2 separate regions of the Homo sapiens genome follow, and region 2 is linked to region 1. The links are chromatin contacts, found by Hi-C or POLR2A ChIA-PET in ENCODE. All regions are on one chromosome and are shown on one strand. The core of a region is the stretch at or near the end of the contact, and the rest is flanking DNA. Distances in the headings are between cores, read along the strand shown. Region 1 holds the start of LINC02473 (long intergenic non-protein coding RNA 2473). Region 2 overlaps CCDC149 (coiled-coil domain containing 149).

Region 1 (4,971 bases), core at 1,344-3,843:
TTCTCCTGCTGCAGCTTACGCTTATTTATTACTTTTTTTTTTTTTTTTTTTTTGAGACGGAGTCTCGCTCTGTCACCCAGATTGGAGCACAGTGGTGCGATCTCCACTCAATGCAAACTCCGCCTCCTGGGTTCACGCCATCCTCCTGCCTCAGCCTCCCGAGTAGCTGGGACTACAGGCACCCGCCACCACGCCTGGCCAATTTTTTTATATTTTTAGTAAAGACAGGGTTTCACTGTGTTAGCCAGGATGGTCTCGATCTCCTGACCTCATGATCTGCCCGCCTAGGCCTCCCAAAGTGCTGGGATTACAGGCGTGAGCCACGGCGCCTGGCCCTTTATATATATATTTTTTTTTTGGACAAATCTTATTTTATTCAGATAGCTGTCTGATCACACATGGTCAAAGAACGCTCAAATAATAAATCACATATAATCAGATGTTAAAGACTGGTTTTCAGCCAGGTGTGGTGGCTCACACCTGTAATCCCAGCACTTTGAGAGGCTGAGGTGGGTGGATCACGAGGACAGGAGTTCAAGATCAGCCTGGCCAATATGGTGAAACCCTGTCTCCACTAAAAATACAAAATTTGGCTGGGCGTGGTCACGCATGCCTGTAGTCCCAGCTGCTCGGGAGGCTGAGGCAGGATAATCGCTTGAACCTGGGAGGCAGAAGTTGCAATGAGCCAAGATTGCAACACTGCACTCCAGCCTGGGCAACAGAGTGACTCCGTCAAAAAAAAAAAAAAAAAAAAAAGATTGGTCTTTAAACATTATAACCATTCACGCCTCACTTGGCTAAACACAAAACCACATCCACACCTCAGCGACCACGAAACCATTCAGCACAGCTTCCTTAACTGTGAGCTGTTTGAAGCTACCAGTCTGAGCACTATTGACTATTGTTTTCAGGCTCTGACTAGCTCTAGGGAATCTCAACAGGGGTGGGAGGAACCAGCTCAACCTTGGCGTAGTACCAAAATGTGGCCAATCCAGGCTTTGCATAAGTCACAGCAGCGTTCACCAGTGCCCGGGCCTTTTCTGCAAAGTTACAGACAAATTGGGCTATGGTTCTGGAATGGAAAGTTCGTCACCCCGAACAGCCGGCTGAATGTCTACCTGTAACTTCTTGATACCACCTGCTTGCTGTAAACTTTTCCCTTAAAAACAAGGTTTTTCCAAGGGAAAACAAGGTTGAAACCAAAAGGTTTATTTGCAAATACCCTGGGTTTTCCCAGAAAGAATTTCAGGCAGCTTCCTTGCCCTTTGGCCTCATTGCTTACAAGTGACTTTTTCCTTTGCTGCATGTGCTGTGATATTTTTCTCTTTCTGTCTCCCTTTTTCTTTTTCTCTTTTTCTTTCTTTCTTTCTTTCTCTTTCTTTCTTTCTTTCTTTCTTTCTTTCTTTCTTTCTTTCTCTTTCTTTCTTTCTTTTTTCCTTCCTTCCTTCCTTTCTTTCTTTCCTTTTTTCTTTCTTTCTTTCTTTCCTTCTTTCTTTCTCTCTCTCTCTTTATTTTTTTTCAGGGTCTCATTCTGTCGCCCAGGCTGGAGTGCAGTGGCACACAATCTCGGTTCACTGCAATCTCCACCTCCCAGGCTAAAGTGATCCTCCCACCTCAACCTCCCAAGTAGCTGGGACTGCAGGCATGCGCCACTATGTCCAGCTAATTTTTGTATTTTTTGGTAGAGACAGGTTTTCACTGTGTTGGCCAGGCTGGTCTCAAACTCCTGACCTCAATTGATCCACCTGCTTTGGCCTCCCAAAGTGCTGGGATTACAGGTGTGAGCTCCTGCGCCCAGCCATGCTGTGATAGTTTTTCCTTGGTGCTAGTTCCCTTTCTTAAGCTGGAATTCCATCTCCCACTTGGTCCTTTCAGAGTCCCTTCTTTTGATGCAGGCAAGAAATCCTAATTTAGCATCACTTGTGATTATAATTAAGGTGCTGTTTACTCCCTCTTCCAGATCATTAATGAGGATGTTAAATGAGACCAGAATGAAACCGTGTCCCCATGGCATTCCGCTAGACACCTTCCAACAACTTGACACTCTGCCATTTGCTGTTTCATTACCCTTTGTTTACCTTGTGAGCTCAGGCCCTTGCTTTTGAAGGAGGCAGAAAGCTTACTATTTCTACTGCTGCATAGATGCCACTTAAAGGGTGGGGCTGTTAAAACCTGGCAGATTGTAAATGCATCCTTTTGAGTTTGAATTAAATGTGGATTATGAATAGAGCATTGTCAGTAAATACTGTTGCTCTCCCTCCTCTCAGATGCCTTTGTTTGCTCTTGACTTTCTGCAGCTGTTGTCTTTCTGGGAGCAGAGAAGGGTAGCTGTTTGCTGTATGCAAAGATATTGCTTGGATCAGCTTAACTACAAGTGTAAAGTTACACTGTTGCATGTGAAAGATGTGGTAGATGGATTGCATTCATGGCTCTAGTTTTTCTCTCCTCCCCATATCCATGCCCTTTACTGAAGTAACTTTGCAGTACACTCCCAACTCTGACTCTGCCAAGCCATGTGACTTTCTTTGACAAATGGGATTTTAGCAGACATAATGCAAGTGTAAGCTTGGAAAAAAGCACTACGTGTCTGCTTGCACTCCTGAGCCTCCACCATTGCTGTGAAAACATGCCTGGGAGAGCCTGCTGGAAGACAGTACCCAGAGCAGCGCCCCAGTCTCTCCAGTTGACTAGCCAGGACCAGCCTAGATCTTCTGACAACTGGATGACCTTCAGATATGTGAGTGAAACCAGCAGAATTTGCAAGCTGACCACCACCAGATGCATGAGCAATAAGTATACTGCTTATGAGGTCTTGTTTGTTATACAGCCTCAGCTATGGCAATAGATAGCTGATACAATAGCACACATTTGGAGCTTTGTGGACTGGGAACTCATTGATCTTCCAAAGATTTTCCACATGGTGGGTCCCTGACACGATCCTTTACAAGAAATGAGAAGGAAAAGTTTTCTAAATAGAGATTCAGAAGGACAAAACAGGCTCTAGCATCTACAGTAACCTTTAAGAGACAAGGAGCAAGGGAGAAAAGAGCCTCCATGGAGACTTCCAGAATATGCAGGGCACTAAAAAAACTCCTTTTTCCTTTCTCTTTCTCTCTCTCTTTTAAGTAAAACAAGGTCTCACTGTACTGCCCAGGTTGGTTTCAAATTCCTGGGCTCAAGTGATCTTCCGACCTTGGTCTCCCAAAGTGGTAGGATTATAGGCGTGAGCCACTGCACCTGGCCTTCTTTTTCCAATGAAGACAGAAAAGAGAAATGAAGGGTGACCTAATAATTAGAATGCACTGACTCTCCCCTAACCCTAGGCACTGGTTTGCTGTTTCATTTTCAAATATTTGCCTCCGGAAACAGTCAAATCACTCAGGCTACAGCCGAAAAATGCTCCTTTGGTTTATGGCAACGCCATTGTTACAGGAAAGGGGTTCCGATCCAGACCCTAAAAGAGGGTTCTTGGATCTTGTGCAAGAAAGAATTCAGGGTGAGCCATACAAAAAAGTGAAAGCAAGTTTATTAAGAAAATAAAGGAATAAAATAATGGCTGCTTTATAGACAGAACACCCAGAGGGCTGCTGGTTGTCTATTTTTATGGTTATTTTTCCATCATATGCTAAACAATGAGTGGATTATTCATGCCTCCCCTTTCTAGACTATATAGGGTAAGTTCCTGACATTGCCATGGCATCCATAAACTGTCATGGCGCTGGTGGAAGTGTAGTAGTGAGGATGACCAGCGGTCACTCTCATGACCATCTTGGTTTTGATGGGTTTTCAGTGGTTTCTTACTGCAACTTGTTTTATTACCAAGGTCTTTATGACCTGTGTCTTGTATCTCCTGTCTCATCCCGTAACTTAGAATCCCTTAACCATCTGGGAATGCAGCCCAGTAGGCCTTAGCCTCATTTTACCCAGCTCCTATTCAAGATGGAGTTGCTCTGGTTCACACGCCACAGACACTGAGACAGGTGGCCTTACGAAGATGGGTAAAGCCTGGAAAAGGAGTTTGCACTCCTTACTCTGAGTGGAGGCACATGCTTCTTAAGTGCACAAGCTTCTGAAGACACAGCCTCTACTTGCTCCTTGGGGCTTTTTTTTTTCTTTCTTTTTCTGGAGACCGAGTCTGGCTCTGCTGCCCAGGCTGGAGTACAGCAATCTCAGCTCACTGCAGCCTCCGCCTCCCAGGTTCGAGTGGTTGAATCCTGCCTCAGCCTCCTGAGTAGCTGAGATTACAGGCATGCGCCACCATGCCCGGCTAATTTTTGTATTTTTAGTAGAGACAGGGTTCCACCATGTTGGTCAGGCTGGTCTTGAACTCCTGACCTCAAGTGATCTGCCCGCCTTGGCCTTCCAAAGTGCTGGGATTACAGGTGTGAGCCACCATGCCTGGCCCCTGGGGCTTTTCTTACTCAGCAGCCCTCTAGGCTGCCTCTTCACAGCGGACACCCAACCTTAGAATGGGCAAAGTGTGGCCCCTGGCCAGCAGCCTGGGCATCACCCAGGAGCTCATCAGACCTGCAGAATCTCAGAGCCCACCCTCACCTAATGAATCTAAACTGACATTTCACTGGAACCACAGGGAATTTGTGTGCACATTAAAGTTCAAGGAGCACAGGTCTTAGGAGATGTAGAGCTCCTCTGGAAGGGCATATCATTTATTTGGGGTCCATCCCCACCTCTAGGTGGTGAGTTCTTGAGGGGAGGATGATACCTTGTGAGTCTTTGTATCCCCAGCACCAAGCACTGCGCCTAAATGTAATAGGAGCTCAAAACTAATTTGCTAAACTGCAGTGAGCTGATGTAACTGAACAGCCAGACTCGTCAAGCTTACTCCCCTATCTCGTGGACAGGACTTTCCTCTCCAGGATTCCTGAGCTGCCTGGAGCAGTGACCACCTTTAATGCACAAATTTGTCAAAACAAGGCAAACCCCACCTCCCCGCCCCCCCCCCCCCGCCCC
Region 2 (4,971 bases), core at 1,686-4,185, 200 kb after region 1:
AGTGACGAGCAACAATCTCTGAAATCAGGATCCAGAAGAAATGCAACAGTTTCCTGGGCTGGTTTTCCCCTTCTTTATTTCCTTATTCTACCTCACATAGTACTAAATAGCCAGGATAATCGCCCTTCATTCCCATCTTCATGACATCATCCTTTCCTTAAGATTTGCCTCCTGTTGGGATCCAGGTCCCTCCGGTCTCCATGGCCAGTCCATCAGCCAGCCTCCCCTTTTGGTGTGGCTCCATCTCACAGCCTCATGGTCCCTTTCCCCAGAGCATGCAGACACCTTTTACCATATCCTCACCCCTTACCCACATTTCCTGAACCTGGGATTCCTGGCCGCCCATCTAGCTACCTATTCCAGTCTTTTACTCACAGTCCTCGCTCACATGGCTTCTTGTTCTCCCATACTATTCTTACTTTGCTAATGGACTTGCCCTAATTCTCACCTGACTTATCACATTCTTACTGAACCTTAGCAGGAAGAGACTGCAAACTACTGAAAGGCAGAGACTCTGCTTTCTGCTTCCTCTGCTTCCATGTGCGTTGTTCCAGACAGTGCTCAGGTACCGACAAGTGTTTTAAAAGCTCATAATGAATAAATGAAGAAAGGAGGGAAGGAAGCAAGTAAGCAATCCAAACAGGCCTCCTGGAAGGGGGGATCATTCAAGGAGAGTCAAACGAGGGATATTAGAGATGATCTTAATATGAAAGAATCCCTTCCTGCTGCAGCTGAAGAAACCCAAATCCAGAGAGGTTAGGGAACTAACCCGACTGGAATGGCTAAATTTCCAAAGACTTCAATGCTAATACTTTGGGGAATATGTAACTATGGTGGGTACTAAAAACAGAATTAAAGGGAAAAGAAGATAACGATTACATGTTGGCTGACCTCCCGTATCCCATTTGTTGGGATATCCTGTTGTCTTACCTACTAGGTCTCCCCACCTCATGCTCACCTCCCTGTGGTCCCCCACACAGACCAGGCATGATCCTATTTCAGTGCCAGGGCCCTATTCTCTCTGTTTAGAATGCTCTCCCTCCAGAGAGCCTCTTGGTTCACTTCCTCACCTCCTTCAGTCTTGCTCAAAGGTCACCGTCTCAACAGGGTCCATCTTAACCGATCGATTTAATACTGAAACCTTCCCCGGTGCTACCTTACCTTTTTTTCTGGAGCACTTGCCATCTGTTATCATTTACTTCATGGTTCATTGCTTACTGTTGACTCCTTGTCTCCCTCTCCTTACTAAAACATAAGTTCCATGAAGGGCAAGGAACTTCGTTGTCTCTACTGACCTCTCCCAAGCACCTAGTAGATGCTCCATAACTATTTTTAAAATAAGAGGCAATAAGCTGAGTGTGGAGGTTGCACTCTCCCTAGGAGAGATCAGGAATAATAAGAGTGTACCAAGACTGAAACCAATGCCTGGCATGGAGACTTGCATAGAAAATCATTCATCCCTGGCTAGCTGCCGTGGCTCACACCTGTAATCCCAGCCCTTCGGGAGGCCGACACGGGTGGATCACCTGAGGTCAGGAGTTCAAGACCAGCCTAGCCAACATGGTGAAACTCTGTCTCTACTAAAAAATACAGAAATTAGCCAGGCATAGTAGCACATGCCTATAGTCCCAGCTACAGTGGAGGCTGAGGTGGGAGAATCCCTTGAACTGGGATGGTGGAGATGGTGGAGGTTTCAGTGAGCTGAGATCATGCCACTGAACTCCAGCCTGGGCAACAAAGAGAGACTCTGTCTCAAAAAAAAAAAAGGAAGAAAAAAGAAAAAAAAGAAAAACATTCATCCCCTTTGGCTGGATTTAATCAAGCCCTGATCTCTACTCACTTATTTGAGAACATTACTCAGTAACTCCATCGAATTTTTCAGCCCCCTATTTGCAAAGCTCCCATCTTGTAATATTTGAGTTCTAATTTTCCCAGATTTCTGTTCTCCTAAGACAAAAATTTAGTGATGGATGAGGAAAATCAAAACCTATTTTGTAGGTAGGAAAGCAAAGAAACATGAGACACTGTGAACAAATGACTGCCTTTGGAAATTTCCCTAAATGGGAGGAATCAGAGAGAAGAGGCTGCATTCTGATCATGCCACTTCCTGGGTTGGGTGACATGACAGGAGTTTCTTAATCTCTTGGGTCTCCCATCTGTAAGACAGAGCTAGCAACACATAGTTATTTGATCTTTAAATAATGAACAAAGAATGCCTACCACAGTGCCTGGCATCATGTGTGGGCTCACTAAAGGTGGGTTACCTCCCTCAACTGTGCCCACTCCGTGGTTGCTACTCCAACGCTCAGTGAACAGAGCTGTGTAAATGCAGCGAAGGCCTCTCCTTGGACACAGCTGACTCCTTTGCAATCCTGCCCCTTTATTGTTGATTATTTGTTCATTCATTTATCTGACAAATATTTATTGGGCACCTGGCATCTGCCTGGCACTGTTTTAGACCTGGAGATACAGCAGCAAACAATACAGACAAAACCCTTGCCCTTAGAAACTGACATCGAATGGGTGACATTACATTAACTACATTATATTACAATAGAATATATAATGAATCCGTGTGCTAGATGATAACATGCTGCAGAGAAAAATAAAGCAGGCAAAGGGAATAGAATGTGTTGGAAGAAAGGGCCGCAGAAGGTTTCACTGAGAAGGCCACATTTACATCAAGACTTGAAAAAGGAGAGAGAGAGCCTTGTAGATATCTTGGAGAAAAAGTCCCAGACAGGGGAAAAGGCAAACAGGCTTCCCTCTCTCCCTCACCCCATCACATCTCAAAACTTCCATTTGAAAGCGCAGCTCAAGGCCACAAGAGCAGGCTGACCACAAGGACTACAGCGAAGTCGAGAGATGACTCAATTCTTGATTTTCGTTTCCTGGTTCCCCCTCTCCATCCACAGCTCTCCTTCCTTAGCTCAAGGTGTCACATGTGGGCGGCCTCTGCCTTTCCTCCACGGAACTCCAGAACATTCCCCAGACATTAGCTCATTGATCCTTTTCCCTGGCAGCAAACATAATCCCTCCCTACCAGATGGAGGGCCAGGCCATTGGGCAGCAGTGACTGTCCCTGGGGAGCAGCGGGAGGAGCAGCCCAGCGCTTGCTCGGTCTGGGAGCTGGCTGCCAACTGCACATTCAGGTGAATCTCAGCATCCCCATCTGGAGAAGATGCAGCAAAATTCACCTAAACCTTCATTTAGCGGAAGAGAGGTCCAAAGAAATGTCTGTAAGGGCAACAATGAAAACGTAAAAAAAGACAAGGGAAAAAAATCTCCAACCTCCCTAAGCTTCCCTTTTTAAATCAATATTTCCTTAGTCTCTGGTGGGCAGGAAGACCCTGACATTCACTGACCAATGTAACTGCAGTGGCTACATTGGTAGCTACTGTATGGGTAAACCAGTACAACTCAATCTGTTGGTGGGAAAAGAGTTCTCTTTTCTCAATCCATACTAGATCAATACTTTTGTAAAATCTAATAAAAATGAGTTACTAGGCAAATAAATTTAAGAAGACAAGAAGATAAAACCCCAAGTGTGTATCATTAGATTCAACAGACATAAAACCATGCTGTCAAATTGCTATAAAAGTTTCTGAACACTTACTCTCAATTTCTGTATGTATCTTGTCATGGACCAGAAACAATTAGGTTGCAGCCTGGCCCTGGTCCTTGGGCCTCACTTTAAAAAGCACTGAGCTCAAATGGTTTTCCTAGGGATATGGAAACTAGAGTAAAGAAGACACTTTATAAAAATCAGTCAATAATTCCAGTGATGGCCAGGACGGAGGGCAGGGCTGCTTTAGGAAACAGTTATTTAGAGACCTAGTGATGTGATTATTGAAAATTATTTACTCTGGAGCCTGGCTGAAAAGAAATCTACTAAGAGCCAGCATTTCTACATTAGCTGCAAAACAGTGGTTTATTAAAATCGCAATCCTCCAAGTGAGTTCACTGTAAATCTACCCCAGCTTTAAACTTGGCCCCTGGAGTACAGTGGGGTGGGGGTGGCACCACTGCTTCAAAGCAGGTGACTGTAATTTTCTTTTACCTTTAACAGGCTAGATTCCTTGTCAACATACAATTCTTTTCTATTCAGTCCCTCCACCTCCTCAACTCCAAAACAATAACTTTGAAAACTAGAAAATGACTATTCTGATATGGTGCCTAATTCCTTGACATACACCTTAAAGAACAGCAAAAAAAAAAGAAAGTAGTACATTTCAAAGTGCTCAAAATAGAGGAGAAAAGTTCACAGGATTCTTTTGACCAAAAATAACACCCATGACTCACACACATTCACTATAACAATCCATCAAGCTAACACACGGTGCCTGCTTATAATTTATCAGCTATGCAGAGCACTTTGTCTAACTGTTACTGAGAAGGACTCTGTGACCATCAGTTTAGAATAACAGCACTATGTAAAGGAAATGTCAGGGAAAAGTGGCAGCCTGCCTAAGACTGGGTTTCACAGGGAAGGAAAACAAAACCAAGAGATTCTTTCCTCTAAATCTCTTGGGGCAAGAGGCAGCATAAATAGCAAAACATAAAACGGTTTAAAAAGAAGCCTCTTTTAAATATTCAGATCAAGCGAGAGCCAACATTAAAGGTTGACATTTTTGCTCTGATAATAGTGGAATGTTGAATATAGTGGGATACGTGTAGAATCCATATATTTAAGTCACTCTTTCTAGCTAGGAGTTTATTAAAATTGTGATGGGAAAGGGAGGGAAGAGAGATTTGATGAAAACATAGCGGAGAGATTCAAGGCCGAAAGGATATGACAGCTTTCCATTCTGAAACACCTTCCTTTGTCAAGGAACAACTCAATCCCCAATTATAAATGATGCCTGCAGAAGCAATTCACCAAAGCCAGCCCTGGGTGTGGGAACTGGGAGGCCCTGGAAATTCTCTCTGGACAGGGATGATGACTACAAATACTGACAGCTGTTGTGAAGG

Evidence for each region. Hi-C counts contacts between places; a loop is a spot of excess contacts on that map. ChIA-PET counts read pairs that join two places held with the same protein, here RNA polymerase II (POLR2A). Pooled maps may share reads with other maps.
Region 2: a pooled map shows a loop between it and region 1 (9-fold over the local background). The contact joins the enhancer-like site here to the promoter of LINC02473 in region 1. A Hi-C loop is called at or near these places in 1 of 37 single-sample maps with no recorded cell type and 3 of 50 pooled maps. POLR2A ChIA-PET finds 5 or more read pairs at or near these places in 2 of 52 experiments (AG04450 and BJ).

Annotation. Positions count from the first base shown.
Region 1 is chr4:24,657,307-24,662,277 of GRCh38, forward strand. It overlaps LINC02473 (long intergenic non-protein coding RNA 2473), which reads left to right and starts at 2,594. Exons shown (of 2, transcript NR_183976.1): 1 at 2,594-2,737. It also overlaps the pseudogene ATP5MGP3. RefSeq lists an enhancer at 608-1,249.
Region 2 is chr4:24,853,821-24,858,791 of GRCh38, forward strand. The region is part of intron 3 of CCDC149 (coiled-coil domain containing 149); the gene reads right to left. Among named protein-coding and RNA genes, the nearest start is that of CCDC149, 57 kb to the right of the region's middle. RefSeq lists enhancers at 2,612-3,112, 3,113-3,613. Within about 2 kb of position 2,936, at least 2 of the 41 ENCODE cell types and tissues checked have a DNase peak (open chromatin) inside an H3K27ac peak, as active enhancers do.